Linked DNA regions of Mus musculus: regions 2 and 3 are each linked to region 1. Evidence: chromatin loops called from intact Hi-C (ENCODE). Cell type or tissue: heart. All regions are shown on one strand. Links, peaks and the distances in the headings refer to the core of each region. The heading gives the core; the rest is flanking DNA. Region 1 overlaps Klhl18 (kelch-like 18). Region 2 holds the start of Nradd (neurotrophin receptor associated death domain). Region 3 holds the start of Setd2 (SET domain containing 2).

The links. Hi-C counts contacts between places; a loop is a spot of excess contacts. Peaks named below come from ENCODE experiments on the same cell type or tissue, not always from the same donor. Only the 100,000 strongest peaks of a DNase experiment are listed, where the experiment ranks them.
Region 2: it touches region 1 in a loop (2.5-fold over the local background); 15 of 42 quality-filtered maps call a loop at or near these places.
Region 3: a loop joins it to region 1, with 7 times the contacts of the local background. A loop is called at or near these places in 4 of 42 quality-filtered maps.

The regions. Positions count from the first base shown.
Region 1 is chr9:110,443,388-110,453,438 of GRCm38, forward strand. It overlaps Klhl18 (kelch-like 18), which reads right to left. Exons shown (of 10, transcript NM_177771.5): 3 at 7,333-7,473; 4 at 3,287-3,485. Among named protein-coding and RNA genes, the nearest start is that of Klhl18, 28 kb to the right of the region's middle. In heart, for the core only: a CTCF peak has its summit at 5,637 (motif pointing right); a DNase peak (open chromatin) is centred at 5,714.
Region 2 is chr9:110,619,415-110,629,465 of GRCm38, forward strand. Nradd (neurotrophin receptor associated death domain) reads right to left here and starts at 4,979. Exons shown (of 5, transcript NM_026012.2): 1 at 4,901-4,979; 2 at 3,673-3,821; 3 at 2,658-2,847; 4 at 2,426-2,568; 5 at 1,721-2,323. The coding sequence starts at 3,709. The coding sequence ends at 2,007. It overlaps Nbeal2 (neurobeachin-like 2), which reads right to left. Exons shown (of 54, transcript NM_183276.2): 39 at 9,702-9,826; 40 at 9,464-9,604; 41 at 9,205-9,335; 42 at 8,980-9,089; 43 at 8,773-8,890; 44 at 8,578-8,675; 45 at 8,393-8,509; 46 at 7,855-7,944; 47 at 7,664-7,773; 48 at 7,319-7,491; 49 at 7,122-7,216; 50 at 6,803-6,919; 51 at 6,549-6,707; 52 at 6,320-6,468; 2 more. The coding sequence ends at 5,711. In heart, for the core only: no CTCF peak of the experiment used is centred there; DNase peaks (open chromatin) are centred at 5,007 and 5,607; H3K4me3 peaks cover 2,167 bases; H3K27ac peaks cover 1,955 bases; H3K27me3 peaks cover 730 bases.
Region 3 is chr9:110,524,352-110,534,402 of GRCm38, forward strand. It overlaps Setd2 (SET domain containing 2), which reads left to right and starts at 8,246. Exons shown (of 21, transcript NM_001081340.2): 1 at 8,246-8,401. The coding sequence starts at 8,328. Kif9 (kinesin family member 9) reads left to right here. Exons shown (of 21, transcript NM_001163569.1): 21 at 1-89. In heart, for the core only: a CTCF peak has its summit at 7,993; DNase peaks (open chromatin) are centred at 8,010 and 8,730; H3K4me3 peaks cover 3,170 bases; H3K27ac peaks cover 2,789 bases.

The DNA of each region.
Region 1 (10,051 bases), core at 4,008-8,007:
GTGGTTAGGAGTACTGGCTGTTCTTCCAGAGGTTCTGAGTTCAATTCCCAGTAACCACATGGCCATTCACACCTATCTATAATGTGACTTGATGCTTTCTTTTGGCAGGTAGGCATGCAAGCAGGCAGAACACTCATACATTAAATTTAAAAAAAATTAACTCAAGCTCTAAAAATAAGGGAAATGTAGCTGATAAATATACTACCATTTAGATAATAAAATATAAGAAAGATTTTAAAAAATACATATAATAAAACCCAAAAATATATAAAAATTGTATATTCATAGTTTGTTTTTAAAAAGGGTGGAAGGAAGGATGGACAGGAGGAAAGATGGACAGGAGGAAAGATGGACAGGAGGAAGGATGGGCAGGAGGAAGGATGGACAGGAGGAAGATGGACAGGAGGAAGATGGACAGGAGGAAGGATGGATGGAAGGAAGGATGGACAGGAGGAAGATGGACAGGAGGAAGATGGATGGAAGGATGGACAGGAGGAAGGATGGGCAGGAGGAAGGATGGGCAGGAGGAAGGATGGACAGGAGGAAGGATGGGCAGGAGGAAGATGGACAGGAGGAAGGATGGATGGAAGGAAGGATGGACAGGAGGAAGATGGACAGGAGGAAGATGGATGGAAGGATGGACAGGAGGAAGGATGGGCAGGAGGAAGATGGACAGGAGGAAGGATGGACAGGAGGAATATGGACAGGAGGAAGATGGATGGAAGGATGGACAGGAGGAAGGATGGACAGAAGGAAGGATGGGCAGGAGGAAGATGGACAGGAGGAAGGATGGGCAGGAGGAAGGATGGACAGAAGGAAGGATGGGCAGGAGGAAGATGGACAGGAGGAAGATGGACAGGAGGAAGGATGGACAGGAGGAAGGATGGGCAGGAGGAAGGATGGACAGGAGGAAGATGGACAGGAGGAAGATGGACAGGAGGAAGATGGACAGGAGGAAGGATGGATGGAAGGAAGGATGGACAGGAGGAAGGATGAGCGGAAGGAAGGATGGATACAAGGAAGGATGGACAGGAGGAAGGATGGACAGGAGGAAGGATGGGCAGGAGGAAGGATGGATGAAAGGAAGGATGGATGGAAGGAAGGATGGACAGGAGGAAGGATGGGCAGGAGGAATGATGGATGGAAGGAAGGATGGACAGGAGGAAGGATGGGCAGGAGGAAGATGGACAGGAGGAAGGATGGACAGGAGGAAGATGGACAGGAGAAAGGATGGACAGGAGGAAGGATGGATGGAAGGAACGATGGACAGGAGGAAGGATGGATGGAAGGAAGGATGGATGGAAGGAAGGATGGACAGGAGGAAAGATGGGCACGAGGAAGATGGGCAGGAGGAAGGATGGGCAGGAGGAAGATGGACAGGAGGAAGGATGGACAGGAGGAAGGATGGGCAGGAGGAAGGATGGGCAGGAGGAAGGATGGGCAGGAGGAAGGATGGATGAAAGGAAGGATGGATGGACAGGAGGAAGGATGGACAGGAGGAAGGATGGACAGGAGGAAGGATGGGCAGGAGGAAGGATGGGCAGGAGGAAGGATGGACAGGAGGAAGGATGGACAGGAGGAAGGATGGACAGGAGGAAGATGGACAGGAGGAAGGATGGATGGAAGGAAGGATGGACAGGAGGAAGGATGGGCAGGAGGAAGGATGGACAGGAGGAAGATGGACAGGAGGAAGAATGGACAGGAGGAAGATGGACAGGAGGAAGGATGGATGGAAGGAAGGATGGACAGGAGGAAGGATGGGCAGGAGGAAGGATGGACAGGAGGAAGATGGACAGGAGGAAGATGGACAGGAGGAAGATGGACAGGAGGAAGGATGGATGGAAGGAAGGATGGACAGGAGGAAGGATGAGCGGAAGGAAGGATGGATAGAAGGAAGGATGGACAGGAGGAAGGATGGACAGGAGGAAGGATGGGCAGGAGGAAGGATGGGCAGAAGGAAGGATGGGCAGGAGGAAGGATTGGCCAGAAGAAAATGGCCGGAAGAAGGATGGATGGAAGGAAGGATGGACAGGAAGGAAGATGGACAGAGAAGATTGGATGGAAGGATGGACAGAGAAGGATGGCAGAGGAAGGATGGACAGAGAAGATGGACAGGAGGAAGGATGGACAGGAGGAAGGATGGGCAGGAGGAAGGATGGACAGGAGGAAGGATGGATAGGAGGAAGATGGACAGGAGGAAGGATGGATGGAAGGAAGGATGGACAGGAGGAAGATGGACAGGAGGAAGATGGATGGAAGGATGGACAGGAGGAAGGATGGGCAGGAGGAAGGATGGACAGGAGGAAGAATGGGCCAGGAGGAAGGAAGGAGGAAGGAGGAAGGAGGGAGGAGGAAGGGGGAGAAAACAGGAGGGGGGATAAGAGGAAGGAGGGCAGGAGGAAGAGGGAGAGGAGGAAAGATGGACAGGAGGAAGACGGACAGGAGAAAGGAATGGACAGGAGGAAGGATGGATGGAAGGAAGGATGGACAGGAGGAAGGATGGATGGAAGGAAGGATGGATGGAAGGAAGGAGGGACAGGAGGAAAGACGGGCAGGAGGAAGAAGGACAGGAGGAAGGATGGGAAGGAGGAAGATGGGAAGGAGGAAGGACTGGCAGAGGAAGGGAGGGGAGGAGGAAAAAGGAAGGAGGAAGAGGGCGGAAAGGAGGAAGGATGGACAGGAGGAAGATGGACAGGAGGAAGATGGACAGGAGGAAGATGGACAGGAGGAAGGATGGATGGAAGGAAGGATGGACAGGAGGAAGGATGAGCGGAAGGAAGGATGGATAGAAGGAAGGATGGACAGGAGGAAGGATGGACAGGAGGAAGGATGGGCAGGAGGAAGGATGGATGAAAGGAAGGATGGATGGAAGGAAGGATGGACAGGAGGAAGGATGGGCAGGAGGAATGATGGATGGAAGGAAGGATGGACAGGAGGAAGGATGGGCAGGAGGAAGATGGACAGGAGGAAGGATGGACAGGAGGAAGATGGACAGGAGAAAGGATGGACAGGAGGAAGGATGGATGGAAGGAAGGATGGACAGGAGGAAGGATGGATGGAAGGAAGGATGGATGGAAGGAAGGATGGACAGGAGGAAAGATGGGCAGGAGGAAGATGGGCAGGAGGAAGATGGACAGGAGGAAGGATGGACAGGAGGAAGATGGACAGGAGGAAGGATGGGCAGGAGGAAGGATGGACAGGAGGAAGATGGACAGGAGGAAGGATGGGCGGAAGGGAGGAAGGAGTGTGTGCTCTGCCTGTGCAGACTGTGGCTGCGCTCACTGACCTGCTCCTCTGACTTCACATTCAGCTCATCCCGGGACACCAGCTCAAGCACGTCTTCCAAGGGCAGGGCCAGGAACTCTTCGGACAGAGACACCTCTACAAAGTGCTGGTGGATGAAGCTGTTGGCTGCATCGTACAACACAGCACACATCATCGTCTCGGCAAACTGGCGCACACCCAGGCAATTTTTGGGGTGAAGCCTTTGGCATGAGATGCAAAAAGAAGGATCAAAGGAAGGAATAGTGCTATCTTCAGTCATTTTCTAAATGGTTTTGAGTACAGCCATGGGACAAAAGCTAAATTTTGTTCCCAGCATTGTTAGAAACTCCCTATGGTGTGAGGTACCATTTTCCATGACCCATCTTCATAAGGTATCGGCTTAGATGGGCTAGCCTTAAGTCTTTGTTTCCTGGGGCATGCGTGGCCTTGTCATGTCAAAGTGGAATGGACTGTCAGGAAGTCCTATGACCTAACTGTCACATGAGAAGACAGCGAGAACACACTGGGATGCCTTGTCACCAAGCCAGATGCTGCGCTTTCTGAGTATCCAGGGCACGAGTCCACCTCTTAGGCACTAGGAAGGCACCAAAGGCATGGAAGAGTCACCTTTATTCAGGGACCATTACACATTTTTTTAGGCAGAGGGAGGCTCCATGATCTAAGAGTTCAAAACCCTAGGAACAACAGCAGAACTCCATGCAAGCTGGCCCATGTCCTTCATGTCTCTCTTCTCTGCCTCCAGTCCCACAGTGGGCATGCTGGGATGTCCAATGTGTACCACTACATGGGGCTTTGTAGTGGGTTCTAGACTCAGTTCTTAGCAGCAGCAGAAACAAGAGGGACCCTGCCTCAACGATATGAAATGAGATTCCATACACCCCTGAAAGCTGTTCTCTGACCTCCATTCATTTGTGTGGCATGCATGCCCCTCTCCAAATAAATAAGTAACATCAACAAGCACACACCAGAAGATAAAATTAAAAGTAAAATTTAAAAGTAGCATTTTCAGACCAGTGAGATAGTAGATGAAGGAGCCTGTTGCAAAGCCTGACAAGAACCTCAGCTCAATCCCTGGGACCCACACAGTGGCTATCCTCTGATCTCCAGATGTACAACATAGCACGTGTGCACTCATGTAAACACACACATGCATGCACGGACACGAAACACACAGGCACACACACACACACACACACAGACACACACATGCATGGAACAAACAAAATGAATGTAGGCAAAAGCACTCAGCACAGTGCCTGGCATGAAGCTGGATGCTATTAAAGTTCCTATTATATTTGCTTTCTTACTCTCAAACAAACCGAGCAGGATTCTGCAGTCTTTGTGACAGAGTAGACTCTGAGGGATCCAATTACCCAGCTTTCCTGTTCCCCTCTAGAGTCTTGGTTGCCCTGGAACTCTCTATGTGGTCTAAGAAGTGGCCTCAAACTTGAGGCATGCTTTTGCTTCAGCCTCACGAGTGCTTCGATGACAGTCACAAGTGACAACATCTGGCTCCTCAGTGGGTTCTCTGAGGCCAAGGAAACAAAATCCCCGTGGAGCAGCCGAGACTAGACAGCAAGGAGCAGGGGGCTGAGCTGAGGAGAAGTGTCGCTTAAGAGACGTTAAGCTGGTGTAAGGCAATGAGGATAGCTGAGCTCCCACAGCGGGTGCCTCACTTGGGGCCCATCCACCCAACCGCACACACCGGGAGCTGAATGGAGCCCACAGATGATGGGGCAAGGGTGAGCTCGCGCCTTCTGCTCCCCTCCCCACTCTCTCCAAAGGTTAGGACCGCTGCATGTACTTTGGTCAGCTTGATATAACATGGAGCACTGGTCGTGCCTTCCTGAGTGAGCTGTGCTACTCCACCCCACAGGAAGGAGTACGGGAAGGCAACCTGCGAGGCCGCAGATGGGAATGGCAGAGAGTGGCCTCACAGGCGAGACACCCACTCAGGATAGAGGTAGGAAGGAAGCAGAGACCTGTGTCTTTCACTAGCTCCTTCCACAGCCGTCCGCTTCACTGACAGCTCAGTTTTGCACGTAAGGAGACTGTCAGGGTATCGTGCTGCGCTATTGCAGACCTATCTAAAACAGAAAAGGAACTGCTGGGCTTTGTTGTTGTTTGAGTGAGGGTCTATGTAGCCTGGAGGGAAACAGGAGAGCTGGGGAATTGGATCCCTCAGAATCTACTACATATGTACCTAGAGGTGATATGTAGACCAAGTTGGCCTCATCCAGCCCCACCTGCTCCTGGATGCTGGGACTAAGGATGTGTGCCACCTTGTCCAGCGGCTCAGCATCTAGAAGAGAAAATGCCTTATGACAGATAACGTCTGGTGTTGCAGCGATAACCTCAAAAGCCCCTAGGTGGCACTGTTGTCCTCTGATGAAAGTGTAAAGAATAGCAACTGGCAGCACCCATTGCATCTGCAAGTCATTATCCGTTTGTGTGTGTGTGTGTGTGTGTGTGTGTGTGTGTGTGCGCGTGCGCGAGTGTGTGTGTGTGCTTGTATCCCTCCAGCCTCCTCTAGAGAGTGTCCTAAGGCAGGGACAAGGCTGGTCCTGGAGCTGCAAGGTTTCCACCTGCAACACATGGCCTCAAGGTGAAACCATTTGCCCTGCAGCTAGCTGAGGTGCACCTCTACATTTGAGGCATCACTGCCACAGTTGTGTGTCAGTGTGCACATGACAGTGCTCAGTGATGCCCACGGGCATCAAATAGGTAGGATGTGGAGACCCTCCAGGGGCCACACACACTCTCAGTGGGCAGGACTGGTGGAGTGGGGTGGGAAGGGGAGGTCAGCTCTGAGAGGATGATGTTCTTGAGCACAGGGCTCAGGTGGAAGGCACGTTGATCATCAGGCTAAGCATGGAGACTGGACTTGGAAGAACATCAAATGCACACGGGAGCTCTTCTGCTTCTTCCATGCCTGTGTATGGCCCAGCCTAAAGCTCACCTCCAAATCTCTGGTGATTAAATGGCCTTTAGCTTATGACAGAGCACTGTCCCCTGAAGGGAAGGAAGAGCTTATCTGATCAGCTAAAAGATCACAGAAGAACCCAGGAAACCCCTTGCCAGGAAGCAGAAACAGTAGGAGTATAATCCGCGGTCATCACCCTAAACGACCTCACAACGACGGCCTCCAGTGGACAGACATAAAGGTGGGATCTGATTGAGCTGCGTATAAAAAGGGACTCATGTGGGTTAAGGATCTAAACAAACATGGAGATGGCTATGGAACAGTTCGAATAAATAAATAAACAAATAAATAAAAAAAGCAAACAGTGCCAAATAAATCAATGTTAGTTTGTTGAGAAGTTAGCTAAGTTATGAGCAATGCTAAATGGATACAACAGACTGTATTTAAATGTGCACACACACACACACACACAAAATGATAAAAGAAAAAGAAGTCATTATTTAAGAGGGTCTTGGGGAGCACAGAGGAGAGGGAGCCGGGGAGCACAGAGGAGAGGGAGCCGGGGAGCACAGAGGAGAGGGAGCTGGGGAGCACAGAGGAGAGGGAGCCGGGGAGCACAGAGGAGAGGGAGCCGGGGAGCACAGAGGAGAGGGAGCCGGGGAGCACAGAGGAGAGGGAGCCGGGGAGCACAGAGGAGAGGGAGCCGGGGAGCACAGAGGAGAGGGAGCCGGGGAGCACAGAGGAGAGGGAGCTGGGGAGCACAGAGGAGAGGGAGCTGGGGAGCACAGAGGAGAGGGATGGATGGAAATGATGTAAATACAGAACACATTAGAAATTCTCAAAAAAATAAATTTAAAACTAACAACAAAAAAGGGGGGATAAATTAGCTAAATGAACTGCTGGTCAGATTGAAAAGGGATGGTCACAAAGAGTCTATGCCATGCCACAACAGTGTATGTAAATGGCCAAACAGTTGGGTCCTGCACAGTGCTGATCCCAAGAAATGCCATCTTTACAGAGTAACTCCCAGCTCGTTGTTCAAAACACTGCAGACACACCATTAACTCAGCAAGGTGGCAGGGGTTTCAGGACAGAGCACGGCACCCACCACCTGCTTCGCTCACCTTTCTCGGAGGAACGTGCAGCAAGCATCTTTGATGCTCTGCAGCTGCAGGAAGCTTGCCCCCATCAGCAGGGACTGCACATTCTGCTGGTCGATAGCAAGGTTGCCATTATAAGCAAAGTTGATGAGAGCCTCCAGGGCACTAGAAGGAAGAGGAGAAGCACGAGAAGCTCTTCAGAGATGAGTCTTGGCCCACCGGTCACTCCGTCCTAACTGAACTGACATGACAATCTACGGTGGTCTGAATAAGAATGGCCCCAAAGGCTCAGCTATTTGAGTGCTTGGTCATCAGGGAGTGGCACTACTTGAGAGGGACTAGGAGGTGTGGCCTTGTTGGAGTAAGTGTGTCAATATCGATGGGCTTTGGGGTTTCAAACACTCAAGCCAGTCCCAGTGTCTCTCTCTTCCTGCTGCCTACATGTTCCTGTCATGATGATAATGGACTAAACCATTGATAAGCCTCAGTTAAATATTTTCTTGTATAAGAGTTGTTGTAGCCATGGTGTCTCTTCACAGCTGTAGAACACTAAGAAACTACCTGAAGAATACATGAGCCATGTTCAAAAATAGTGCTTACTGTACAATCATGAGGACCCATGTAGCAAGGAGAGTCCTACAAATGCCTGCAGTCTTGGCTCCTAGGAATCTGATACCCTATTCTGACATCCCTGGGTGTCTGTCGTAGGCACACTCACCTGCACACCCACATGTGTGCATATACTCACACAGTCACACACATAACAAATAAACAAACAAATCCTTTCTGGAAATTTGTTTAGCTGAGTTGAATGCGGCAGCACATCCTGTGAGTTTGAGGCAGGAGGATCTCAGGTTCAAGGTCCAGCCTAGACTACATAAGGCAACATCTCAAACACACAACAAAATCTACCTTATTGAGACTATTTTAAATGGAATAACTATTTCATCACAGTCAAAGATTCATCCTAGTCAGGAGTGGTGGTGCACACCTTTAACCCCAGCTCTCAGGAGTCAGAGGCAAGCCAGTCTGGTTTACACAGTGAGAACCTGTCTCAAAACAAACAACTGAATAACTGTCCACATATATTTCTTCAGAGTCCTCATAAAGAAACAATCATTTCCAATCTCTCTATTGAAAAAGTTAACGGTGGCTGTCTTTCTAGTTTAGCTTCTCTGTCCATCTGTACATGTGATCTATGTGGACAAAGTCATCAAGAGTTTCACTAATCCCTCTCATTCTGCTATACTAGTTAGTGTCACAGTCACTGTTTTGGGGTGATTGATGTATAATGATACTAAAATATGTTCTAAATTTATTGCCTTTATTATCAGGCACCATAATTATTGCCATTATAAATTACTGGCATTATAGGGGCTGGAAAGATGGCTCAGGGGGTAAGAGCACTGACTGCTCTTCCAAAGGTTCTGAGTTCAAATCCCAGCAACCACATGGTGGCTCACAACCACCCATAATGAGATCTGATGCCTTCTTCTGGTGCGTCTGAAGACAGCTACAGTGTACTTACATATAATAATAAATAAATCTTTGTGCCAGAGCGAGCAGGGACTGAGCGAGTGGAGTTGACCAGAGTGAGCAGAGGTCCTAAATTCAATTCCCAACAACCACATGAAGGCTCACAACCATCTGTACAGCTACAGTGTATTCATATACATAGAATAAATAAATAAATCTTTTTAAAAAACAATAAAAAATTATTGCCATTATAAATTTTTAAATTAGGGAGTAAATGTTTAGGAAATTAAAAAAATGTTAGGGAGAGATTTCTTTTTTTTTTTAATTAAATTATTTTTTACACTCCATATTGTGTTTCTGACCTTATATGTGCTCCCATAGAGAATGAAATAGAAATCCCAGCCGTGTAGCTCTGGCCTCTCCATCTCTCTGGCCTCTTCTATCCTGGCCGACCTCACTGTATCCAGCACTCTAAGCCCACTCTCACCTCCCCCCGGGCTGCTCCCTCTGTCTGGAGGACTGTTCCTGCAGAAAACTCACTTCTCATTTCCTGGCCACCCCTTCACTCTCTGCTAACTTTTACTTTTACTTCTCCTTCCTCCCCCACTTCCCCCCCCCTTGTTCTGTTTGTTTTTAAGACAGGATCTCTTCTTTTAGCCTTGACTATCCTGGAACTCACTCTGTAGACCAGGCTGACCTCAAACTCACAGAGATCCACCTGCCTCTGTCTCCCAAGTGCTGGGACTAAAGGTGTGTGCCATCTTCTTCCAGATTCTTTAAAAAAAAAAAAAAAGTCATGTAGCACAGGCTGGCCTTAAACTCACTGTGTAGCCAGCGATGACTTCTGAACTCCTTACCTTCCTGCCTCCACCTCTTCAGTGCTAGGATTACAGCTGTGTGCCACCATACTCTTTTCATGCCTTGCTGGGGATCGAACCCGGGGCTCTGTGTATGCTAGACAAGCACTCTACCAACTGAGCTATACGCCCCATCCTGCTTTGCTCTCCTCACATTACTTTTACTCCCAGCTACATATCACTGTTTCTGTCCTGAGGTGTCTACATGGACGCTGTTCAGTGAGGCACTTGAGTACCTGGGTCATTTACACAGCTCCTCCAGACACAGTCTGACACTGGAAGGATAAGCCAATCCATTCCCTTCAATGTTCTGATCCATCAAATGACTATTAAGTCTGTCACACTCTAGATAGATGCTGTTCCTTAGAATACAGTAGCTATTATCCACATACATTATTTAAGATTAAATT
Region 2 (10,051 bases), core at 3,955-7,954, 180 kb after region 1:
CCCTCTCCTGGTGTGTGTCTGAAGACAGCTACAGTGTACATGTACATAAAAAAGTAAAATAAAAGACCAAGCAAACTTCAGTCACTCATTTACAATTCTATATTAGAGGGCAGAGATTCTTTATGGTCATGCATGCTGTGTAGCAAATTTTCCATCACTACCTCTGGGGGCTTGGCTACAAGTGTGTAGATGATCAAGCACCTTAAATAAAACGGCATAGTTCATACCTGTAGTCTACCCGCATGGATCCTGGCTATCTCTGGATTACTTCCAGCCTAATACCATGCCAGTGCCATACAAGGCTAGTTGATCAGCAATACATGAATGTGGACCCTAGACACTATGGACTAATAATCTAGCCTTCTTCACTTTGTAACTTAAATGCACGTTGTTGTAGTAAGTGGACCATAATTCACTCGACCCTTGACAATTTCTAGTTGTGTCTGGTACAGTGAGTTTTCGTGTTTTTCCAAGGGAATGTCAGAGTGGTGACATAGGCGTCAAGTTTTAGAAGAGATTTTGAGACGTTTTACTTTTCTTGTTCCCCGCCACAAATGTTTTTTACCTTCCCTCCATATGCCTTCCTGTTGGCATGACCTAAGTAGGGACAGTGTGTGCCAGTCTGTTCATGGAAAATGTTATGCTCACCTGCTGACGCAGTCCTTGGTGGCCCAGCAGCTGACTGCTCAAGTGGAGTGTGGGCTTCCCAGTGGGCTGATCTGAGACTTTGCTGGTTTTTTTCTCTTCATCTATGCCTCATACAAAGTAGCGAGCGACTCCTATGAGCATCTCAGTGCAGTGAGGGAGCAGGGTCTACTTGGCCTCCACTTCACCATGATCTTACCTCAGGTCTTCTCAGTGAGTCTGGATGAACTAAAGCCCTTTCATCCATTGCACTGGTCCTTCCTAGAAGGCAGAGCGGGACCCAGCTACCTGCGCCCCCTTGAGGATGGGTGTGTGTGTGGAAGTACAGGTGGCTTGGCTCGACGCCCTGTCATGAACAGCCTGTTTGCCCACTTGTGTTCAAATCACATGCACAGCTGTGGAAGCCTGGGTGGAATTCCTCAGCCTGGGTGGCAGTCTGCTCTTTTTATTTTTTTGTAGCTCTGGAGATTGAACCTAGGACCTTGCGTGTGCTAGACAAGTGCCCTGCCAGTATGCCCAGCCAGAATCCCAGTGTTGGTTTTTTTTTTGTTGTTTTTTTTTTTGGATTTTTCGAGACAGGGTTTCTCTGTGTAGCCCTGGCTGTCCTGGAACTCACTCTGTAGACCAGGCTGACATAGAACTCAGAAATCCTCCTGCCTCTGCCTCCCAAGTGCTGGGATTAAAGGCACGCGCCACCACTGCCCGGCTGAGTCCCAGTGTTGAAACGTCATCTTTTTCTTGTCTAAAGATGACCTAACGTCTTCAACAACTAGCTCACCACAACTACCTTGCATCTTCCCTGTCACAGCACAAGTCACGCAAAGGGTCCTTGGGTGCACCATGGGAACCTTAGGGGTAGAGGACTTACTACATATGCCTCCACTAAGCAAAGACTGGAGTTCAGGAGGAGACATGACTTGTTAATGTCATCCAAACACTGAAGGGCAGGAGGGTGAGCTCCAGCCTGGCCCTCCACAGCCCATGTACAGAAGCGCCCCCACCTCCTTCCCAAGTCCTTGTCTGGGTCTCTTTCACAGCTACCCAACTGTCTTACAGGTCCAAGGAGCCAAGTAGGTTAGAACAAAACTCCAAAGGTGCCTTTAATATGTGATTCTTAAAAAGAAATAGAAAAAATAACAAGCACATAAAGGGGCAGAACGAGAATCTGTGGGCAAAGCCATGCCCACTCTCTTACCCACCCCCCCATGTCCCTCGCTTCTATCTTGGAGAGGATGGAGAAGGAACATGAAGTGGCCGGATCTTTTGTGTTCTGCTGCCACAACAGCAAGCTGAAGCCAGAGAAGTACTAGGAAGCCCATGAAAGACATGAGGCCAGGGCAGGCAGCCCTGGGAGGCGGCACTCACACCACCGAGGAGCTCTCAGCTGGCGAGCTCAAAACCTGGACCACATCTTCTCGGCCTATGGCAGCCAGAGCATCCTCCAGCACTCTGAGGGTAGCTCTATTGCCTTCTTGGGCAGCCCAGTTCCTTAGCAGGGTATAGGCTGGCATTTGGTCACAGGCCATGGTTTCCACAGCCTCAGCTTGGTAGCCGAGGTGGCCTGCCAGCTCCTGCCAGCCCTTGGCTGGCTCACCCATCATCAGGAGCCGCTGGACTTCCTCCTGCTGCTGCTGTGGAATATGCAGGTAAAGCTGGCAGCCAAGGTCCGGGTGTGGTCCTGGGTGGGGGTGGGGGTGGGGGTGAAGAGAGAAGTGTTAGTGGGTAGGGGAGGCACTAGTTAAATACAAAGGACTACAGACAGACTAGGAAACGTGCTCACCCTGGCTGGGAATACAGGGCTCCAGACTAGGAGGAGAGTCCACGAAGACGTTGCTGTCACCACGCCTCTGGTCCCTGTCAGGGTCCCCTAGCTCTACAGTCCGAGCTTTAGCCAACTGTTGCCTTTGCTTATGTGAGCGCCAGCTGTAGGGGGCAGAGGGCACTAAGACAAGGAACTGCCTCAGAGTCCAGGCATGGAGGGGATGCCACAGGACAGGACCCAGACCACCTACCATTTGAAGGCCACATAGGCCAGCAGACCAAGGATCACTGTAGCTAGGAGAGCACAGTAGACAGGAATGATGTTGCTCGAGGCCCCTGGAGGCTCAGGGGGAAATAGGGAGGAGGTATTGGGGGCTAGGGCTCCCCCAGCTCCTACCCACATTCCTTCCCTGTCCCCGTCCTGCCCCTGCAGGGCTGTATCTGTGAAGACAGACAGTGGTCAAGATAGGGAGCCACGGCAGCCTCACCTAGGTAGACCATCTTGGCAGAACTTTCCAAATACATTAGAGTTTACCATGTGTTAAAGGACTACATGGCTGGCCCTGGAGCGGCAAGAATGGCTCAGCAGACAGACACATGCCACCAAGTATGACAACCTGAGTTTGATCCCCCAGGATCCCTGAACCACACGTGCCTGCTAAGTGGTTACTGGGGCTTGTACCGCCTCAGGACAGGAGTTCTGTTCCCAACACCACATTGGATGGATCACAGCCACCTTTAACTCAATCTCCTGGGGGGGTTGATGCCCTCTTACACCCTCTGTGGGCACTCTCACACACAGACGTGCACATAGGTACACGTAAATGGCCCTTTGCTTGCCATTGTGGACAGTCACTCCCAGATGTGCCTTGTCATCTTCCGGAAGCATCCAAACGTCTTGCTATTGCATCTTCTCCTAAACGCACAGCAGGATCTCCTCTGGAAGCCTTCCTTGACCTTTCTCTTTTCACCCTGGTTGCACCACCTCTGCTTACCACAGCACAAGATTGGTCGGCTTCCAGGGTAGACTGTGAGAGCACACTGATGTGTGCTGGTGTCATGGGATCATAAAAATAAAACTTAACTGGAAGTAAATACTGGTGCTCTCTCACTTCTGCCTTAAGTCCAATGACTGACTAGTCCTTGTACCCAGTGTAGACAGGGTTCAAGGGTCAGGGACTAAAGAGCCCGTGAATGGACTTGTACACGACCCACTCTACCTCCCAATCTGCCCGCTACCTAGGATCTGGGACAAGGAATGCCTACCTGAATAGACCACACCTTTGCTGACGTTATAAAGCATGGTGCTGCCAGGCGCTGCCTGCTGGGCTGTTTTTTGGTGAAGGGGAGTTGTGTAGAGAACTGAGTTGACGGAGCTTGGAGCCTGCTTCTCTTGAATCTCAGAAGGAGGAACTCTGCAGAAATATGAAGAAATCCTCAGATCTGCTGTCAGGAGTCCCTGGGGGCAGCGTGTGTGTCCATCCTGATTCACACCAGGGCTGGAACAGTTTCTCCTGTGTCAAATAGGTGGAGGTAACAACTGGCTCCTGCTAGCCAAAGCTGGTGGCATGGGGTACAGCTCAGGATAGAAATCACCCGATCTCAAAGACCTTCCCAAGTACCTGGGCTGAGTCTGGGGATGTTAAAAGGAGGGTAAAGATACATGGACTGTGACCCTATCTCAGGCTGAAACATCCCTAGGAACTGGTGATCATACACATCTGCCAAAACCCAGCATCCCAAGGTCCCCAAGGCAAGCCCGCTTACACTGCCTAATGCTCCCTCTGTCCCCTCCAGGGCCAGTGGCCAGCCCTTTCCTGGGCAGGGACTAAGTGAACTGATACCTTAATGGTTCAGCAAACTCATAGACCATACAGATCTCAGAGGGCCTGAAATGGAAGAACAGGGCCAACTCAGACCAAGGACCCACCTGGACCCTAGAGTACTAAATCTGCTGAGACCACTCCCTGCAGTCTACGGAGGAGGAGAGGCTCCAGATCTGAAGGAGGAGAGAGATCTGGCTTGGATAAGTAAGAGATTAAAAGAGGCCCTTCAAGTCCCCAACGGCTACTGCTGCATAGCCAATGGCTCTAACACGTGGTGTGTCTATAGTAGGGCTATCAGCAGTTCGGTGCTGTAGTCAGGTAAACCTCTGATGTGGGTGGCCCCTTTATGGACTTTGTATCTTTGTGTCGCCACATTGGGAGTTGGGGGCTTCTGGGATCCTTGGTGGGTGGGCCTGTAAACCAGTAGCAGCAGACAGGCCTTGGAATCTGCCCCACCCATCCTGAGCAGCCGGAGTGGAACTTCTTCAGGGCTCCCCACCCATCTCCAAGCCCAAAATGGGAAGAAACAATTCAACAGCCCCTGCAGGCCCATACACACCCCAACACAGACGCTGGTACCCACAGGATCAGAGCACTAAAGGCGGGAGACAGAGAAAGTTCTGGCCCCTTCCACCTAGCAAGAGCCCGGCTAGTCATTCCCTCCTAACCTTCTGCGGCCACCCCTCCGAGGGTGCCAGGATCCACTCAGCTAGGAAGACGACGGGAGTCCCTGGAGAGGGCAGGTTCCGGTCTGCCCAAGAGTGAGCCAAGGCAAGGGGCGGGCCAGTGGGGGGGTGGTGTTGAAGAGGGGAGCAGGACAATGAAGAGGCGGGGCCGAGCTCGAGGGCGCGGTCCCGCCCCCGCCCCACGCCGGAGCACGCAGAAGCACTCGGAGTTCACAGAAGCCGACACCAGCGTGCCTGGCAGAGCAGGCCACTGGCATGCAAATGCCATGCAATGGACCGCGAGAGCTGAGAACCAGGAGTCAGGAAACGTCTGGCAAAGCCAGAGGCGCCTCCGCTGGCTACACCGAGGCCAGCCTGGCCAGGAAGAAGCATGCCAGGCCAGACAGGGTAACAGAGGCTAAGACTGGGGGCCACAGGAGGCCAAGGACGGCGGCACATGTGTACTCAAGAAACCGAAAGATTACAAAACTAGGCCACGTTTATTGCTGAGAATGGGCAGCGATAGTCACCTTTGAGGATTAAGGCCACAGGTGGTCTTTGTGCTTTCACTGGGACGTGGGATTTGAAAGTAGGGATTCCCTCCCACCCCAGATTGTGCAAAATATGCAGCAGCGGCCTCAGAGGCCGACGCTAGGTCTCCCCTCAGCCGGCGAGGGGCGGGACTTCCTGGTGATGCCATCTACCAATCCCTGAGCTGGAGGGTGGGCCCCGCCCACCCCCTGGTGCAGTAGTCTCCTGGGCAGAGAATCAGGCTCGGGCCGGGTCTGATGTCTGAGCGCCTAGACTCTAGGTTCAGCGAGCCTCGCCAGGATTGTATTCAGTCTCCCCAGAGGACACCTGGGAGATTCGCCGCGAGGAGCGCCACAGCCTCCGCGCGAACTGGCTGCTGCGTACCTAGCGGGAGTAGGGATGGGATGAGATGCGGTGAGCCCTGGCAGCCGCACCCCACAACCCGCCACCCTCCTGCCCGGCCGGCCAAGCTGCCCTCTTCCTCACCTCAGAAGGCTGCCCAGCGCCCACAACGATCAATTTGCCATCTTCCAGGCCCACCAGCACATGACTGCGCTCCTTGGTCACAGACACACTGTGGACCGGCACTTTCATGGGCAGGGGAGGCACGGCGGGCCGCAATCTGGAGCAGGGAAGTAGGTGTACACTGAGTCACAACTGCAAGGAAGCCAGCTAACAGACACCTTTTCGTGCATCTACTTTGTCTTCATTTGAAGTCTGGCTAAGCTGAATTCCTGGCTTATAGAACTCCCACAACTGTGTAGCTAAGGGAGGGCCAGGGCAAGAATCCCCATGAGTAACACATGCTAGTGAGTGGGTAGTATGCACTCTCTATTACCCTGTGCCAACAGCTTCCACCTAGAGGGGCCAGGAACTAAGAGCGGGGCTCACTTGTTCAAGTGGAGGATATGTAGAGAGCACTGAGCGGTGCCCAGCAGAACAAAGTCTTCTGCCACAGTCAGGGCTGTGGGCTGCTCCGTCAGGGTCACTGAAGCCCGCAACCTCCCATTCACTGAATACAGGTGCAAGGAGTAGGTGACCTGGAAGAATTGGGGACATCAGCAACCGCCTCACCATTCCAGCTGCCCCAGTGTCTTTGTCGGGTACCCTGTCCCCATACCTGGGCCCCAGGACGTTCACAAGCAGAGCTTTGTACAACAATCTGGCCTTCAGCCCCCAGTGCTAAGTGCGATATAGGTCCAGGCAGTGTGGCACCTGGAGGCCTTAATGCTGCCACAAACTGGCCTCGACGTACAGTGTGTATGATCACAGTCCCATCCTACAGGAAGGCAGATGAGGGTGCTGAGCAGAGAACTGGAGGCTCTGGGGACAGTGCCTGGGGAAACTCCGCCTCCCCAGGGGATGTACACGCACCTCGGATCCAGACACGGCCATGTCAAGTTCAGTGCTGATGGCCACACAGCTCACTGCAGCTACATGTCCGTATAAGACCTGCACAGGCTTTGGTGCCAGCCCTGCTGACAGACCGCTCTGTGGGAAGGCAGGGCTAGCTTAAGACTCAGGCAAATGAAGATTTTATGCGAGCCAGAGGGTTGGGGGGTAATGGAGCCCCAGACTTGCTTACAGTAGGAAGGGGAAGGGAGTAACGGGGAAGTTCTGATGGCTCCCTGAGGGGCAGATGGACTTCTAGCCTGGGAGACAGGGACCTCACAGGTCTGCCCACCACACACACCTGCTGCAGAAGACGCCACACCATGCACGTGGTATCCCGGGAGCCGGAGATGAGGTAGATGCCGCAGGTGTCCAGTGCAAGGCAGGTCACTATATCTGCATAGGAAGGGGAGGACACACAGTGTTGTCACAGGCCCAACTTGGAACTCATTCCACATCTGCCTGTCTCATTCTCCCTGGTACCAGGGCTGCTCATACCAAGGTGTCGGCTTAGCTGATTCAACAGCCTGCCACGGGGTAGTGAAGTCACTCGTAGGCTGCCATCCCAGTGGCCACCACTGAAGAGCAGCTTTCCGTCAGGAGCTACTGCTAGTGCTTGTGCACTCACGCCACTGTCTGAGACCCAGGGCCCACTCAGTAGTTTCTGCACCCTAAACCAAGGGGAAGACGGTAGGTGAGGCTGGGCCACGGGTGAGAGATGTGGGCTAGCAGGGACCTTAGCCAGCCCTCTCCCCTGCAGCTGGCCTGTATTCTGTTTAAATGGGGAGGTGGTTCGGGGTGTAGGACATTCATATCGCACCCCTACCCGCAGCCCTGCCTTACTTGGGGCTCCCCATGGTGGGATCTTTGCTGAAGGTAAAGTAGTTATTGATGTTCCGGTCATAGGGCAGCCAGGTATGAGTGCCCAGCAGCCCACTGGCACTTACAGTCACCTGTGGGTAAGAATATGCTATGGTAGCTTGGGGCGGAGGCAGAAGGGATGAAGCTAATGGGAATCTGCCAGGTGTACTTACCAACATGTCCGAGGAGCTCTGGGTGATAAAGGAGTGTGACTGTCGGTGAGGAACCAGAGCTAAGACCAGAGGTACAGCCTCACTGACAACCTGCAGAGAAATGCGTAAGGCTGACTGAAGTAGACAGTGTTCTTGGTAGGTACCCTCTTTGGCCCTTGACCCCAGGGACAAAGTGGGTGTCATAGAGAGGTGAGTCTGAGAGGTAGACATGACAGCAGTGGGCACGTAGGAGGGCATCACAGAAAGAGGAAGAAGCTGGGGTAGACACAGAAGACGCCAGGGTCGAGCCCGGGCTCAGCCTTGGTCCCTTCATCCCATTACTCCTTGGCCTCGGCGCAGTGACAGCAGGAAAGGGGAGCATGCGTGAAGATGCAGGAAGGGGACCAAGGCCAGACTCTCTCCATCCTAACTGCACTTGGGAATCTCATCCTGGCCGCCCTCCTACCCGTATGTCCCCAAGATGTCTGCTCAGAGATGGGTAAGGACGTGTGGCTAAACCCATCTTACACAAGAAACTAAGTTCCCACCCACTTCTCACCTCAGCGAAAAAGGCCTTGAGTTGGTTGAGGTTCTGGAAGATGCTTGGTGAGTTAGTGTCCAGCCGGGCGAGGCGATTGGCTGCTTCCTCAGCCGAGAGCCGGGGTGGGTGTGGCTCCTGTCAACAAGAGCTGGTCAGCACCATGCCACCAGTGTCCTTCACCACTGTCTCCCCACAGTCCTCACCTTCAGCAGCTGACAAGGAGTCTGCCCGAAGTTGCTGATGATGCCTTCCAGAGCCTTCCGCTCCCGTTCATCTGCCACGTGGTCCAGGTCAACCGCCCCTGAGAGGAAGGTGAGTGGTTAAAACTCCTTCACTGTCCTTTCTTTATTGCCACTGTCTGTGCCCTGACCCCATCTCACGTGCGGCACACTGCCTACCTTCGTAAGTGCAGTAATAGAAGACATTGAGGGCCTCCTCGGCCGCTGGACCCCGCTGCTTATAGCCAAAGATGAGGTCGATCCATTCGTGCAGGTGGGTGGACACATACTCTGACTCCTGAGGGGAGGAAGCGGCAGTCAACGCAGGGACTGAATCCCACGGCAACTCTCAGCCCTGGCTGCCTGTGTGTGCGATCACCTCCTCACCAGAGCCTGGCGGTGTTTCTGGATGAAATCCTCGGGGCTGCCGGCCCACGGGGGCAGCACCACATCACCCACCTTCTCGTTGGTCAACTGGAGGCAGCCCAGGTCAAAGCCTAGCAGAAGAGAAAGTTAGCAGTGTGCCTGAGGATTCTTCACCATCCCTGGACACACACACACACACACCCCGTCTGTTCACTCATGCCGGAGCCCCGGTGCCTCGCATGCTACCATTCTGGTTCTCCAGGAAGTCAGGAAAGTAGAAAAACTCCGGAATGAGCTCCTTCACGTCGGCGGGGCTCTCCAGCCGTGCCTGCCAGGCTGCTGCCACCGAGTGGAACTGCCGGTCAGAGCAGTCGAAGCTGGTGGAGAGACACAGCCGGGGTCAGATGATAGATACAGAGGGATACGTAAAACCAGAGGCAGCATAAGAAGCTGCCAGGGAGACTGTGTGCCTTCCTCCCCACCCTTCCGTCACCCCTGGGCGCACCGGCCGCTCTGTAGCTGGACATGCAGGGACGTGAAGGGCTCCACGCGGATGAGGTAGTGCATCACGCCCGCTGCGTTAGAATAGTGTGTGCCATAGTGGAACTTGTCGATTGTGCCTGCTGGGTCCTCAAAGCTCTCATATCTGAAGCCACAGGCAGCACATGTCAGCAGAAGATCCACACACATCCATCCCCAGCCCACCGAGCCCTGCCCTCCCCTGCCCTGCCCACAAAGCTCACTTCTCCCTCACAAGCTGGGCATGCTTGGGATTCACCACACCGATGGGTTTGGACAGGTCCCGGAAGACAGCTGGATTGCTGAGGTCCAAGACTGGGGACACATAGTCCTGCAAGACCCAGGGGAACTGGACGCCCACCCAGGAAAGATGCTGTATGAAGACCCTGACGGCCTGCCTGCCAGCCCACCCTGCCCTGCCCTCAACCCTCAGGTAGATGGGTAGAGCCTGTTCACCATACTACTTGGAAGGCCTACAGGAGCACAGGAGGTCTGTGACAGACACTCCTTCCAGGGAGACCAGGGCCCAGCAGGAAGCAAAGAGGGCAGGGGAGCGAGGCAGTGTCAGAGACCA
Region 3 (10,051 bases), core at 6,052-10,051, 83 kb after region 1:
AATAAAATTAATAAGTCTCTGTGTCATTATTCGTCCACTGGTGGGTCCAAGAGAGTCCAACAATAAACTATAACATCTTTTCTCTTTTGAATCAATTCCCTGTCAGATTTTATGTAGGCCACTGAAGCATGCATGCCTATTTTTTTGTTTGTTTTGGGATAGGGTCTCACTATGTAGCTCTGGCTGTCTTGGAACTCACTAGGTAGCAGGTGGAGCTCACAGCCACCCACCTGCCTCTGCTTTCTGGCCGCTGGGATTAAAAGTGCATGCCGCTATGCCCAGTACACGTCTCCTTTTAAACATAACTGCCAGGGCATTTCAAACGTTTTACACACCTTCCTTAGACTGGAAGAATGAAAGTGTTTAGATGGAATGTTACTTTTCATAGCAGTTGCACTGTGCAGAGGTGCTTTGTCTCCAGACTGTGATGTTTGCAGGAGCAATGATGACGTGCACGTAACATGGCTTGTGAGTCCTCGCTAAGACCACACCTCCTCATCAATTTCCCTTCTCTTCATCTTTTTTTTTCTAGCACAATTATATGAAAACCATGGTGGGCCTCCAACAGTCACACAGAAAATAGTCTCATCAATAGCTTGAAGACCAGCAGCTCTAGTCTGTTCTAAGGAAGCTGCTAAACCACATGCCCAGAGTTCCAGCCACTCAGCTGCAAGCTGGGACCAAACCCAGAGAACACACAATTGCCTGCCTGCTAGGATGAGCATCCTCCAAAGGACACCCTTGCTCCTCTTCACAGAATATTTTTGATTTTAATTTACTACTATATGTAAAAGCAAGATAAAATTACTTTTTATTTCCTGTCTGAAAGGACATCTTCCTTATGTACAGGTTGTGGCTAAAACCAAGTCCTACGTTTGCCTAGCAAGCATCACACCTGGGATTTGATCCCTAGCAAAATGCACACAGACACAGACTCACACACACATACACACACACAGACACACCACCCACACAAACACGTACGAATGCATGTGCACACATAGGGATGGGAGGAAGATTGGGAGTATAACTCAGTGGTAGAATACTTGTCTAGCATTCATTAAGCTCTTCCATCTCCAACACCACCAAGAAGAAAAATAGCTAATATGGTAGCTAGGCATGGTAAGACAGGCCTGTAATCCCAGCATTTGGGTGGTGGCGATGGGAAGATCAAGAGTTACCCTTAGCTACATATACAGTTCAAGGTCAGTAGGAAACTCTATCTCAAACTAATTTTATTGAGTAGGAAATCAAAACAGCAATTCAGGCTCCTCCTGACAGGTGTTTCCCCATGGTCAGTCTCTCCTCTCTTCTGTGGGCATCCTGACATGAGCTTAGTCTGAGAATACTTCTAGTTCTCTCAGTCCAGACTTTCTCTGCTCCTGGCCTCTGAAGACAAGAGGAAATCCTTCTTCCTTGCCAACCAGAAGAGTATCAAATATAGTTAGTGACCTACAAAAGGCAGAACTAGGTCCCTGTGCACAGGAGTACATGACCTTAGATAGCACAGCCTTTCTGGCCAAGCACACATGTGCAATAGGTGTTGCAACTTCTCTGTGTCTTGGCCCCTCCCTTTTCTTTCTTAGTGAGTGGCTGAAGGTAAACTCAAGTGAAAGTGACGACAGGAACAGGGGTCACCCCAGCAGGGTTGAGCAGGGAGGAGGAAATGTTCCTCCTGAGTCAAGCTCTCAGGCTCTGTGTGCTTGGTGATGGTAGCACGGGGAAGAGCTTGCTGCTCTGCTAAAGGCAAACACTGTCCCTCTGGACACTGACCAGTGTGGTCTCTGCTGATGTTGTGGGCCAAGGCTTTCACCTTGAACATGGTATGACAGTGATCCTCCATCTGATACCCTTGACTGCTCAGGATGCTAGAGCTCCCACAATGGAATTACCTGGAAGCCTGGCAAGGGAAGCAGTGAGCGAAAATACCCCAGATTAGACTTCAGAGGTTAACTTCTCTCCGAGGGCTGTAGGTCCTTGGATTACTTTATATGGGGAAAGTTGTAAGGAGCTGGGACAGAGGACATGGTGAAGTGGCTAAGAGTGCTTGTTCTGCAAGTATGAGGATCCAAGTCCAAATCCTTTATACATGCATAAAAACCATGGCTGCACTAATGTTAAACTCAGCATGGGGGGCAGAGACAAGCAGATCTGGAGAGCTTGCTGGCCATCCAATATATCCTAAACAGTGGGCTTCCTGTTCAGTGACATACCCTGTCTCACAGTAGTAAGATAGAAAGTAATCATGGGCCGGGCGATGGTGGTGCACGCCTTTAATCCTAGCACTTGGGAGGCAGAGGCAGGCAGATTTCTGAGTTCGAGGCTAGCCTGGTCTACAGAGTGAGTTCCAGGACAGCCAGAGCTACACAGAGAAACCCTGTCTCGAAAAACAAACAAAAAAAACCCCAAAAAAACAAACAAAAAAAGCAATCATGGGAGACAACTGATGTCCTCTGACCTGTGTGTGGCTGTCACTCATACCTACACACTTGCATGCATGTACTACATCTAAACCCCCCCCACCAACCGATCCCTCTCATCTCCGTTCCTACCCCAGGGCCTCATTATGTAAGTCAGGCTAGTCTAGGACTCAGTGATCCTTCAGCCTCAGCCTGGCCAAGGGTTTGTATTGGAGGCATGTACCACCACACTACAGCAAGGAGATATTTTCTTACCTAAGAGGAAGAACAGTGTGACTGTCTGAGGTGTGGTTTCCATGTGGAATAGATATAAGGGGGTTTGGTTTGTATGGTCCTGAGTTTGGATTCTGCCCTGTACCCAGGTAAAACCAAGGTATAGTGGCTGTAAAGCTAGCCCTGAGGTCAAGGGGCAACAAAGTTGGGGTTTGGATATAGGTATATCCTCAGAGCTCACAAAGAAAAACTTAAAAAGATTGGTAAATGAGGGTATAAAACTTGAAAAATTATCACATAATATATAATTTTGTGGTTAGTAGATAAAACAAGATAGAACAAACGTCTTCTGCAACAAAGGCATAAAATTTGAAAGCAGAGGGGTGAGAACTTGAAATTTGCCAAGGCAATTTTATATTGTTTGGGGAAGAAGAAAATACTTTTTTATATATCCAGTACTTTTCCACTAGGATAGGAATGACTCTTCAGGATGAAGGTGTTGTGTGAGTTTATGGAAAGGGAGGGATATTATTTCCCAAATGTCATACTGAGCCTAGGGTCGTGTTGCTAATGCCATTCTTGCCTGCCTTCCATCAAGAAAGGGAACTACACAAAGTCACTGCGCTGAGAACTTGAAATTTGCTTGTCCTTTCAAACTTGAGCATTTTCCCTCCCTTCCAGTGCTTTCAGACAGAGTCTTCCCATGTCCCAGGCTGGCACTATAATCTCACTCCTGGCTCTGGAGTACTGCAGTTACAGGTGTGACTTCTCACAAAGGCAGCATCTGCTGAGGAGTTGAGACAATGCTCTGACAGTTCTCACTGGGGGAAAGGATTAGGTAGAGAGGTAGGAAATGAGTGCTGGATAGGAAGTAGCCTTCCACTCAGTTCCAGTTCCTTCTCAATGGGGAAGGACCTTTTGTCTTTCCTAAGTCTTAGTTAGGTTCTGATTTGAGTCAGAACTCGGGCCTGGACACACAGAAAAAAACAAAACAAAACAAAAAAAAAACCCTGCTATTAGGGGAGAAAAGATACCACCTACTGATATCTTAAAACATATCTAGTTTCTTATGGGCTGTATCAGTCAATATACTACATATCCATCTGTATATTAGTCAACATATTAGCTGTGGTTATAGTTCCGTGGTAGTGACTACTTGCTTAGTATTCTAGTTTCATTCTTTTGCTGTGATAAAACACTTGGGCCAAAAGCAACTAAGGGGAGAAAATGGTTTACACTTCCAAGGCACAGTCCATCATTTAGGAAAATCAGAGTAGAAATTATTCTAGCTTTCTTATACAGCCTTGGACCAGCTACCTAGGTAGGTGCTGCCCACAGTAGGCTAGGCCATCCTCCATCAAAATACCTCCCCTACAGAAACGACACAGACCAGTCTGATCTAGACAATTCCTTAACCGATGGTTTCCTCTCAGAAGACTATGGTGTGTCAAGCTGGCAAAGCTAACTGGGATACCTAATGGACACACGGCACTTGGTTCAATTTTCAGCACTGGGAGGGACAAAATTTACAAATAGTTTTGTAGAATGTGCTCAGGGGATCAACTTGTGTCCCCCTGTCCTACTTTCCCCATCACTTTACCAAGCCATAGAACTTACCTGCGCTGGGCATGGTGGCACACGCCTTTAATCCCAGCAGAGGAGGCAGAGGCAGGCGGATTTCTGAGTTCGAGGCCAGCCTGGTCTACAAAGTGAGTTCCAGGACAGCCAGGGCTACACAGAGAAACCCTGTCTCGAAAAACCAAAAAAAAAAAAAAAAAAAAAAAAAAAAAGAACTTACCTGTGGCAATGACCATGCTTTGGCTTTCTCCCCTTTTTTATGAGACACCAAAGTTAATTTTAGGGGCTACTAGTAGCCACCCTAGAGTCTGCTGGAATGGATGTAGTCTGGGCCCATAGGAGCTACTACTAGAAGTGATTCTCAACGTTTTCTTTTTCTCAGTACTCTGAGTGGGAAGAGGTTTCATCTTGGGGATTGTGGACTTTTTCTTTAAATACATTTGGACACTTTTTGTATAAAAGCATGGGATAGCAGTGGCTTTGAATAGGTTTGGCCTCCAAAGACTCCTGAATTTGAAAGTTTGGCCCATAGGTAGTAGCACTATTAGGAGGTGTGGCCTTCTTAGAGGAAGTACATCATTGTGGGGGTGGGCTCTGAGGTTCCCTCTGCTTAGGCTCCGCCCAGAGCGGAAGAGTGATTCCTGGCTGCCATCCGATCAAGACGTACAACTCTCAGTTCCTACTCCAGCACCGTGTCTCAGGCCATGCTTCCTGCCATGATAATGGACTAAACCTCTGAAACTGTAAGCCAACCCCAACTAAATGCTTTCCTTATAAGAGTTGCATTGACCATGTCTCTTCACAGCAATGGAAACCCTACGTCGTGGCATGGTGGCACATGTCTTTAATCCTAGCACTCGGAAGGCAGAGGTAGGTGTAAGGCCTGCCTGGTCTACACAGTGAGTTCTAGGCCAGTCAGGGCTACATAGTGAGGCCCTGTCTTTTTTTTTTTTTTTTTTTTTTTTTTTAACGTATGGAAAGTATCCAATAAGCTAAAAAGTATCTATTGGTTTGCTCAGGAGGCCAATCACATGGAGAATGAGGTTGGAGGTTGGGGAATTTTAAGGCAAGTCTGGGTTGAAAAAGTTTTTTTTCAGACAGGGTTTCTCTGTAGCCTTGGCTGCCCTGGAATTCTCTCTGTAGAACAGGCTTAAGTGTGGAGATTAAAGGTATGAGCCACCATGCCTTATAACATACATTTTCTTTGTCTTGAGTTCAAACTGGGTGTGGTGATATCTCTTGAATATAAACTGGGTGTGGTGGTATGTAATCCTAGTACTTGGGATACAGCAAACCAGATTCCAGAGAATCCTGAACACCATCTCAAAGGTGCTGACCTTTTTAAAAAAGATTTGAATCAAAGATTTGTGGGCCTCAAAATTTCCACTGACCTCCATGGTTTGATATGCTTACTCTATTGGGTTCTGACCAAAGTTACCACTAGACTGAAGTACCATTCATCTGTCTCATGTTAGAGAGCTGTTTACTTTATTAAGGAAATGGGAAACCCATACACCTCATCTTAGGTTCCTCTCAACTTAGTATCCATGCAAAGTAACCCTTTCCTAATGTCAAGTGGCTGCCAATGGCTTATGTGACATTTAAGGCAAAGAGCTCCAATATATTCAAAATATAGCTGGGCGTGATAGCACACTAGAGACTCAGGAAGAGAGCTTCACGCTCTAGGCAAACTTGCCTGGCAGTGGTGGTGCACATGCCTTTAATCCCAGCACTTGGGAGGCAGAGGCAGGCAGAATTTTGAGTTCGAGGCTAGCCTGGTCTACAGAGTGAGTTCCAGGGCAGCCAAGGCTACACAGAGGAAAAACCCTGTCTCAAAAAAACAAAACAAAAAAAGATAGTTGTTTAATGAAAGGCATTGTTGTACAATGTTCATAACATTATCTATGTGATACTCTTCTATTTCAATAGGTAAGGCTGTAGAAACCCCAGAAACAGCCATGCCCAATGTCATAGGACTAGAAATTGGCTGGTATTGGTTTAAAGTTTAGGATTTTATGGACTGGGATATTTCTTACTAGGTGGGTACTTGTCTAGTGTTTAGGAAGCCTTGGGTTCAATCTCCAGCACCATATAAACCAGCTCTGGTGCTGTCTCCCTTCCTGTAACCTCTCTACTATGTGGTCGATGCAGGAGGAGGAGAGATGTTCAAGGTCATCTTTGGCCAACTTACTGAGGTCAAGGCCAGATGGGATACACAAAACCCTGTCTCAAAAAGAATCAAAAAGAGGAAGTTCGGGGTTTCACAAGTCCCTCCTTTTATCCTCACAGCAGTGAGAGAATCTGTTCACAACAAAACTTTCATCTTCAGCAGGTTGTGGTGTCTGGCACCTGTAATCCAGGCATCAGGGAAGCTGGGGTAAGGATTTTGAGTTTGAGGTCAGTATAGCACATAGCAAGTTTCAGCCACAAAGGAAAGCTCACCAATGAATGCAAAACAAAATGGTCGTGGGAGACTGAAACCTAGAGCGGGTTTTGTTTTGTTTTTGGTGGACCTTGAACTTCCATGATATGAGTAAAAGTTACCAGGAAAAAAAAAATCCAGATTAACCTCTAAACAAAATGATAAAAAAATTCTGCTAGCCTACATACAAGTGAAAAAAAATGTAAATGCATGGTAGATGGCTCAGTGAGTAAAGGCACTTTCTGCCTAGCCTTATGATGTAAGTTACAGGACCCACATGGGAGACAAAAATGGACTCACTGTTATCCTCTGATCTCCACGTGCGCATGTGTGTGGCTCAACACATACCATTCCTATAAAAACAATTTTAAAAATACATTTTAGGCTGGGCAGTGGTGGCACACGCCTTTAACCCCAGCACATGGGAGGCAGAGGCAGATGGATTTGAGTTCTAGGCCACAGGAAAAACCCTGTCTTGAAAAACAAAACAAAAAACCTAGAATCCCAGCACCCAAGAGGTTGTAGGCAGGATGAAGCATTCAAGTGTTCAGGGTAAGTCTTAACTACAGAAGATGTTTGTCTAAACAATACGGCCAAGTTAGCTAGTGAAGGATTCTGTTAGATCACATTTCAATTTATTGGTGATTCCAATTAAAAAATTAGTGGCTAATCAAAGAAAATTCCACAAAAGATCTCAACTATCTAATCTGCCACTTTCATGATAAGCAACTGCTATAAATTCAGCGAGGTGTAAATTAGCTAATAGTTTCACGAAATCCTGCTAATCCAGAAATAAAAAGTTTCTAGTTTAATCTAACTTTTTTTTTTTTTTTTAGTAAGACTAATTAATAACCTTTTCCTCAGGACCACCCCCCCCCCCCAGGTCTAACAAACATAGCCTCTCTGACTTTTAGGGCGAGGGCAGAATACCGCGGTGAGGTGGTTTCGGTGGGAACACGGTGGTGGGGGCTGCGGGAGGCTGGCGGGCGGAGGGCGTGTCCGAGAAGCCCAGGCTGAGAAGCAGCCCCTGCTTAGCTTGGTTTTCGGTGCGCGGCCGAGAGCCAGTTGAAGGGGCGAGAGAGACCGAATAAAGGAGCAAGCGGGCGAGGGCGGCAGCTGCGCTACCTCAGTGCCCGGAGGCCAGGCTCTCCCAGGGCTTCGAAGGATGAAGGCGGGTGTCCTGACGGCCTTGGGCTGTTCCCGGGACGGACGCTGTCCAGGGAGGGGCAGCGGTGGCTCCCCTCCAGCTCCGGGACCCGCCTCCAACACTCGGCCCCGGGACTTATTGTTCCGGGAGGCCGCAGGCTAGGCCTGGCCTGGCCGGCGGGTTGTACCCCGCCCCTGCCAGGGTCGGTGGTGCTGGCGCGCCGACTGGCGGCCGGTGGGCTGCCCTGTGCGTGTCTCTTTAAGGGGCTGGGCCTGCAAGGCTGCAGGGCGGGCGGGGTGCGCGTCGCTTCGGGAGTGAGTGTGTGAGGGTGAGAGCGGCGGGCGGGCGGTTGCTGGAGGGAGGGAGGGAGGGAGGGAGCGAGCGAGAGAGCGAGAGAGCGGGCGGGCGGGCCAGCCAGCCAGCCAGCGACGCCGGCCGCCCCTGCCGCCGCCGCGATCGGACCAGCGGCCGCCTCCCCTCCGGTCCCCTCCCCCGCATCGGCCTGCCGCGGGGAGGGGGCTAGCGTCGCCGCCTCCAGCCGCTCCTCATGAAGCCGCTGCCGTCGCAGCAGCCGCCACCGAAGATGGGGGATTTCTACGATCCCGAGCACCCGACCCCTGAGTAAGTCTCTGCTCCGCGGTCTCCCGCTGTCGTTGGTCGCTCCAGCCCGAGGGCGGCGCGTCCTGACCGGTGGCGGCGCGCGGAGTAACGGGCCCCGGGCGGCTTCTCGCGGTCGTGGTGGAGGGCAGGCCGGGCGGAGCTCCTGGAGGCCGCCTCGCTTGGCCTCGGCTGGCCCGGCGGTTGGGCCTGGCGCGGAGAAGGCTGCTCGCGTCGCCGCGGCGGTTGGGGCGGGCGGCCCGGTGGGGGAGGGGCGGCCACGGCCTCCTCTGCCGTTGCCGCGTCCTCGGTCGGCCTGCTTAGGTTCGGCGTTCCGCGCAGCTCCTCCAGGACACTCGGTGGCGTCCCGGGCTTCTGTTGCAAACCACGGTGCATAGTCCGAGGCGCCGCAAAGGCCGACGCCGGCGTCAGGGCGCCGGCTCGTGTAGGCCGAGAATCCTCGGGCTCGGGTGGAAGCTCGGCCCATCGCCCGGCCTATCGGTGACGGCAACTCGGACCGGAAGGGCCTACCGCGCGTCTCCCCGCTTCGATCCGCGGAGGAGACCCGCGTTGCATTCCCGGTTTTGATATTATTTTTGTTTTTTGTTTTCCCTCCTCCTTGGACACTCAATTCTGGCCCAGTAGAGCGATGAGCTTCATATTCTGCACCTTTGGCGCTTGGGTTTTGTAATGGTGGCAAGGTTTGTCTGGTCCCGTTGTTGAGGTGACAGCAGTTTTGTTTTTTAACCTGAAAGTGAAAACCTGGCAAACATTTCTTGATTATGATGCTTGAACACTTTGGCGTCCTATTTCTTAGGTAATAGAATCTAGAATCTTATCTACAAGGATGGCTTTACTGCGTGTGAAGATTTAGTTAAGAGACCCTTTGTATAGTCTTCTCTAAAGAAGATAGTGTACTTGTAAAGCGAAATACAGTTTTGTCGTATAGTTTCTTTTCAGTACACCTAGGGCATTTTTATATTTCTGTTGGGTGTCAGATGGTGGTGTACACCTGAGATACCAACTGAATTAGGATTGCAGGCAGGCTTCCTCAAAACAACAACATAAGTAAAAAAGCAAGCTTCCACTTCAGAGTCAGGAGTCCGTGCGAAGCTTCCCTAAGCCCTCACAAGATCATTTTGTTGTTTTTAGATAAATGGTTTCACCTTGTTGCCTAGGCTGCTCTTGAATTTACTGTGGCTGGCCTCGAACCTGGGATCCTTCCTCTTCAGCTTCTTCAGTGCTGGGATTGCAGGTGCTGACAACTAAGAAAAACCATTGTTTTACCTCAATTTGCTTGTATTGATGTCTGCACATAGCAACAAAATTCATTCCCAAGTTAAGGTTTGAAGGGATGTCTAGTGAAAAACAAAACTTTTCACTAAATTACCACATTACACATTTTTGGGGGAACCTTTGCCAAAGTTTTTCACCTTGGCTCAGAAACATTTGGATCTTACTTAATAGTTCTTTAGTGTTGTAACACAAAAGTTATTTTGTTGGAGTGTTATCTCCACACACAAAGCAAAATCCTCATGTTGCCTTAAAATAAAATTTCATTGGGAAAATTTTGACAATCCTGTTTTTGACCCAAGAACAGCCTGAGTAGTTTTATACTTGTTTTCTAAGTTTACAGAAGCCCTTTAGTGGCCCATCTTAGTTTGTCTTTACTTG